Regions from separate parts of the Homo sapiens genome. Here region 1 is linked to region 2. Evidence: chromatin loops called from intact Hi-C (ENCODE). Cell type or tissue: sigmoid colon. All regions are shown on one strand.

What was found. A loop is a pair of places that touch in the nucleus more often than their neighbours do. Peaks named below come from ENCODE experiments on the same cell type or tissue, not always from the same donor. Only the 100,000 strongest peaks of a DNase experiment are listed, where the experiment ranks them.
Region 1: it touches region 2 in a loop (6-fold over the local background); 4 of 110 quality-filtered maps call a loop at or near these places.

What each region holds. Positions count from the first base shown.
Region 1 is chr16:17,221,918-17,224,417 of GRCh38, reverse strand. All of the region lies in intron 3 of XYLT1 (xylosyltransferase 1), which reads left to right. Among named protein-coding and RNA genes, the nearest start is that of XYLT1, 250 kb to the left of the region's middle. In sigmoid colon, no CTCF peak of the experiment used is centred here; DNase peaks (open chromatin) are centred at 1,177 and 1,487; H3K27ac peaks cover 90 bases.
Region 2 is chr16:17,312,416-17,314,915 of GRCh38, reverse strand. The region is part of intron 2 of XYLT1 (xylosyltransferase 1); the gene reads left to right. Among named protein-coding and RNA genes, the nearest start is that of XYLT1, 160 kb to the left of the region's middle. In sigmoid colon, no CTCF peak of the experiment used is centred here; a DNase peak (open chromatin) is centred at 1,485; H3K27ac peaks cover 798 bases.

The DNA.
Region 1 (2,500 bases), 90 kb after region 2:
TCACAGATGGCTCTTGCCCCCAAAGGGTGATTAGGCATGCACGTGCCTGGTCTTCATAGAAGGCAGATGCTGCTAAAAGTGTTCGTTGGGTCATTCATTTGTTCATGTAAGAAATGTATGGAAAGTTTAGGCTTTGTAAATGGTTCACCTTCACCCATCTCAATGCCTTGCTTTTCCTCCTGTCCGTCTTGTCGCTGATAGAATGTGGTCAACAATCAGAACATCTGTACAACAGCTCCTAGATGACCAATATACCACAGCCTTCAATTAAAATATGTCAGGTTACCTTCTTCAGTATTTCCTTTCCATTTTCCACTTTGGGAAATTGAAGCTCAAAGGTTCTGGTAGCTTCTCTAGATAACAGAGCTAGCGAGGTCTGGTCCTAGAATTTGAACCCAAGCCTTTCTGCCTTCAGTAACCAGGTATAGAATCACTATATTAGTTAGGGAACATCAGCTGCTATAACAATCAAACGTAGCAATGTTTGTTTGCGTTGAGGTCACACAGGGCAAACTGTCTAATCAGATAACTCTTTCTGGAAGACTAGTACTTTATTTGGTAGATAGAGCTTCTCTTCAACCAGAGATGGGTAAACTGTAGCCAGTGGGCTGAATCCAGCCCACCACCTGTTTTGTAAGTCAAATTTTATTGGAACACAGCCACCAGTGTATAATGTCTCTAACATGAAGATGGTTGATGTCTTCATCCTCTGCCATCCAAAATAGATGTTCCTGATTGACTCCCCTCCATGTTGTAATTCAGGGATCCAGGCCCTTTCCATCTGACTCCACTATCTCCACTATCTTCAACACACAGCATCCAAGGTCACCGTGCTCTTCTGCACCCAGACAGTGAAGAGGGAAATAGCACAGAGAAGCATGCACAGGTGTCCATGGGTAAGCCTAGAAGTTGTGTGCATCACATTTCTATTTTATTGGCTAAAGCACAGCCTCTTGGCAAGACCTGACTGCAAACGATGTGAAGTAGGTTGTAGTGAGTGCCATGAATAAAGCAGACGTGGTTTTGACCAAGAGCCTCAACCACTCTGATTGCCCTACTGCTCTGCCCAGAGTTGCTTCCCTTTCCTTTGGGTTATTTCCAGCCCCCTGGCCCCTGTGAAATACATGTGACCACGTGGCTCTGTTCCTGCAAAAGGGTCAGCTTCCCCAATGCTGGGAACACATCTCCAGGAAGCATTCCTCTGTGAGTGCGACTGTGCATCTGACAGGGATACGGGGCACAGCGGGAGGCAAGGTTAGTAATTTAGTTGTTACTGGCTGACAGGTTAGTCTTAGAATATGTTCCCTGCAATTCAAGGCTTGCACGAAAGAGACAGAGAGAGGCACTTAACAAATGTCAGCCTTTCTTTTTTTTTTTTTTTTCCTGGCGCAGTTGCCTCACACTGACCCTGAAGCATTTGAGGGGTGTCTCTGTGTGAGTTCATCAGCGCCTAGTCCCAGCCCCCGCTTGGTGTTCTTGATTCCTCTTTCCTGTGAGGTTTCCCTGAGTGTGGTTCACGAAGAGCGGCCGTCACAGTTGCCAGAGGGCCCCTGAAAATACTGAAATACTGCCAGGGTGGTGATCTGGAGGGAGGAATGCAGGATTCTTTTTTTTTTTTTTTTTTTTTTGAGACAGAGTTTTGCTCTGTCACCCAGGCTGGAGTGCTGTGGCACGATCCCGGCTCGCTGCAATCTCTGCCTCCCGGGTTCAATTGATTCTCATGCCTCAGCCTCCCAAGTAGCTGGGATTATGGGTGTACACCACTGTGCCCATCTAATTTTTATATTTTTAGTAGAGATGGGGTTTCGTCATTTTGGCCAGGCTGATCTTGAACTCGTGACGTCAAGTGATCCACCCGCCTCCACCTCCCAAAGTGCTGGGATTACAGGCGTAAGCCACTGCGCCCGGTCTAGATTCTGCATTTTAATAAGCTCCTCAGACAATCTTTTTCAGGATCACGGGTTTCAAGCAGTTTCTCAACCTTGGCATTTGACATTTTGAACCAGATAATCCCTTCTGTGGGGGCCGTCCCGTACATGGTGGGACGTTTAGCGGTATCCCTGGCTTCTACCTCCTAGGTGCCAGTAGCATTCTTTCTTCCAGTTGTGACAAATAAAAATGTCTCCAGACATTGCTAGATGTCCTCAGGGAGACAAAATTGTCCCTGGTCAAGAAGTGCTGGCTTAGGGCATAACTTAGTATGTTTCTGTGACATAAAATATAAATGTTCCTCTAGGACCCATGTTCTTCTCTCCATTACTAACTCCCAGGTATCTGGGTCGGGTCCTAGGATTCAGTCTCCCTCAGAGGAACGTGAGTGGAAATGATGGTTACTTCTTGGCCAAGCCAGTTGACGGGCTGTGAATTTGTCATGCCAATCGCTGTCCTCTCTGTGCACTGCAAGAGAAGGGTGCTAAGGAGTGGGATTGTGTAGTTGAAGCAATTTGGATCCTCAAGTCACCTCTTGGAGGACGGCCCTGTAGGAGAGCTGCTCAAGCTG
Region 2 (2,500 bases):
ACCTCCGCCACCTACACACCTGCCTGACAAACTCGTACCAGGACTGAACTTTTCTCTTTTTCTTTGGCTAAGCTTCTAGCTGTCAAGTTGTATATGAGTTATATAATACAAAGCATCCCTTTTTGCTTTGGCCACCAGGGAGCTCAGAGCCTCATCTAATGTTAATCATAATTATTCTGTTAGCTTTGGTTTGTCAAGTTTCTCCTCTATCACTTTGATTATTGATTTTTCTCTCACTAGTGTAGTGGTTTTCTTGTTTCTGTGTCTTTCATCACAGGCCTTTCTTTCCTGGAATGGGAGGGGATAGATAATAATTTGGTTTCGCATGTTGCTCTCAGCTGATTGTGCATACATTTTCACCCAGTATGCGTTCTCTTGGATAGCAGATGGATGGATGGCTGCCATTCATGGAGGAGCAATTGGTGGGAGTCAGAGAGGTACTTCTCATGCTCCAAGGGAAGCCTGTAGTGCATATTCTAGGACCTGGAATCTAGTGGTTTCTAGAGGGCTCTAAAAAAATGACTGACTCGGCAACGTGCAGCGGGGTGGGCTGACTAAGCACTTTTCCTCCCTCTCTGCAGCACCCCAAGGGTGCTGTTTTGTGGGTGATGAGTGGGCCTGGGGAGGCTCCTGAAGTCAGGGCCCACCAGGTTCCCTGCTGGGGAGCCAGTGACGTGTTAACTTAAGGGCCACACACAAGGGGCCTGTTGCTTCTAATCTTTCTCTAGGATCTCCTGATCTTGAGATTTTGGAGCTCCTGAAATGATTTCTGGACAAGAGTCGACTTTAGAATTCAAAGCTAGTAACTAGTGAGTCGACAAGTTTGGTTTGGCCTGCAGAGTGTCTTAAAACAATTGAGTTCTAATGTTCTTTTGGCTGGACAGACCCTCTCCAGTGTCCTGACCCTCCCAGGGTGGATTGATTTATCACTGATGACCTTGACACATGGCTGAGGCCTGGCCTGTCTGAGGCAACTGCATTTTGAATCTCTGGACAGAATAGAAATAAAAGCCCCTTAATTATATCCCCTTATTCCCATTCTCCCTGTAGGTTCATAGTTTGGGCTGGATCCTTCCAGCCTAATCCACACTTTTCAGCTGAGGATACTGAGTCTTGGAGAGGTTAACAGATGAGGCTGTTTCTTGGGTCCTAACCACAGTCGCTCCATGTCTGGGCAGAACCACTCCCAATGCTATCATGGATTCCTATGAACTTTTTTTTTTTTTTAATGGTTTGGATGTTTTCCCCTCTAATGAAAGGAAACCTTTTCTTGCCTAAGTTACACAGACAGCATTATAGCAGCATCAATGCTGTTGAAGGAAAGAATTCACCCACAGTCCCACGGATCTGGCTAGAAACCAAGCTGTGTGCATGGGTCTAAGCAGTCCCTGTCCACATGCATAGATCATCTCCACATATTTCTAAGCACAGGGAACATTCCCTTCCAAGGAGCCCAACACTCCATAAAAGTCAGCAGGAAAGGGGGGCCTTGTCTGGTAGGTCGCTGGCTGCCAAGGCTGGCTTGTGTGGGAGGCCTTTTTTGGTGGTGTTACAGCTTTACTGGATGTCCTGTCTGTCCCCTTCTCTCTCCCTCCTCCAGCCCCAGCAGCCAGGGGCCTGGAGGTTGGCGGAGGGCTGAGCAGCCCAGCTTCCTGCTTCCTGGCCTCACAAGCAGGCCTCTGTGAAGTTGCCAGGGCTCCAGGGGCAGGGGCTGAGGCTCAGAACTGCAGATTTTTGTCTAGTTCTGGTGTTGGCAGGCAGCCCAGGCCAGTCCCGAGAACATCACCAGACCAGAAACCTGAGAGCAGATGAGGCAGACAGGCACACCTTTGAGCTGGGATAGAGACTATCCAGGAGCCAACAAGGCTGGGGATCTGTGGCCATGGCCCTGGGCGGACATGCCCTCTCTCCCAGCTTCCCTGCTCAGCCCCGGCCAGGGGGAGCTTTTCCAAGAGGATCCGGTTCTTTGGGATGGGTCTGGAACCTACATTTGACACCTAGAAGTCCTTTTCAAATATGAGTACCCTCAGAAACATCTCTGATCCATGAGCGAGTTTGCACTAGTTACCAGAACTTGCCGGAGAAGTAACACTGCATAGTAGCTTAGAGCTAGATTCCCTGAATTCGAGCTCCTTGGACAAGTCACTTTATTCTGTCTTTATTCTGTCTGTGCTTCAGTTTTCCCATCTGCAAAATGGGATAATAGGATTGCTGTGAAGATTAAACAGTAAATAGAATCACGGATACACACATGAGTATGTTGAAAATGGGTGAAAACAAAAACAAAATCTGCAGTCCCGTTAACAGTATTGTACTGATGTGAATTGCCTGGTTTTAATATTGCACTGCAGTTACATAAGATGTCACCATTGGGGGAAGCTGGGTGAGGGAGTGCAGAACTCTGCTATCTTGGCAACCTCCTGTGAGTCTATAATTATTATTTTTTTAAGTTAGAAAGAAAAACATGTTAATGCGGGTAAGGCCCTGAGACAAGACCCCA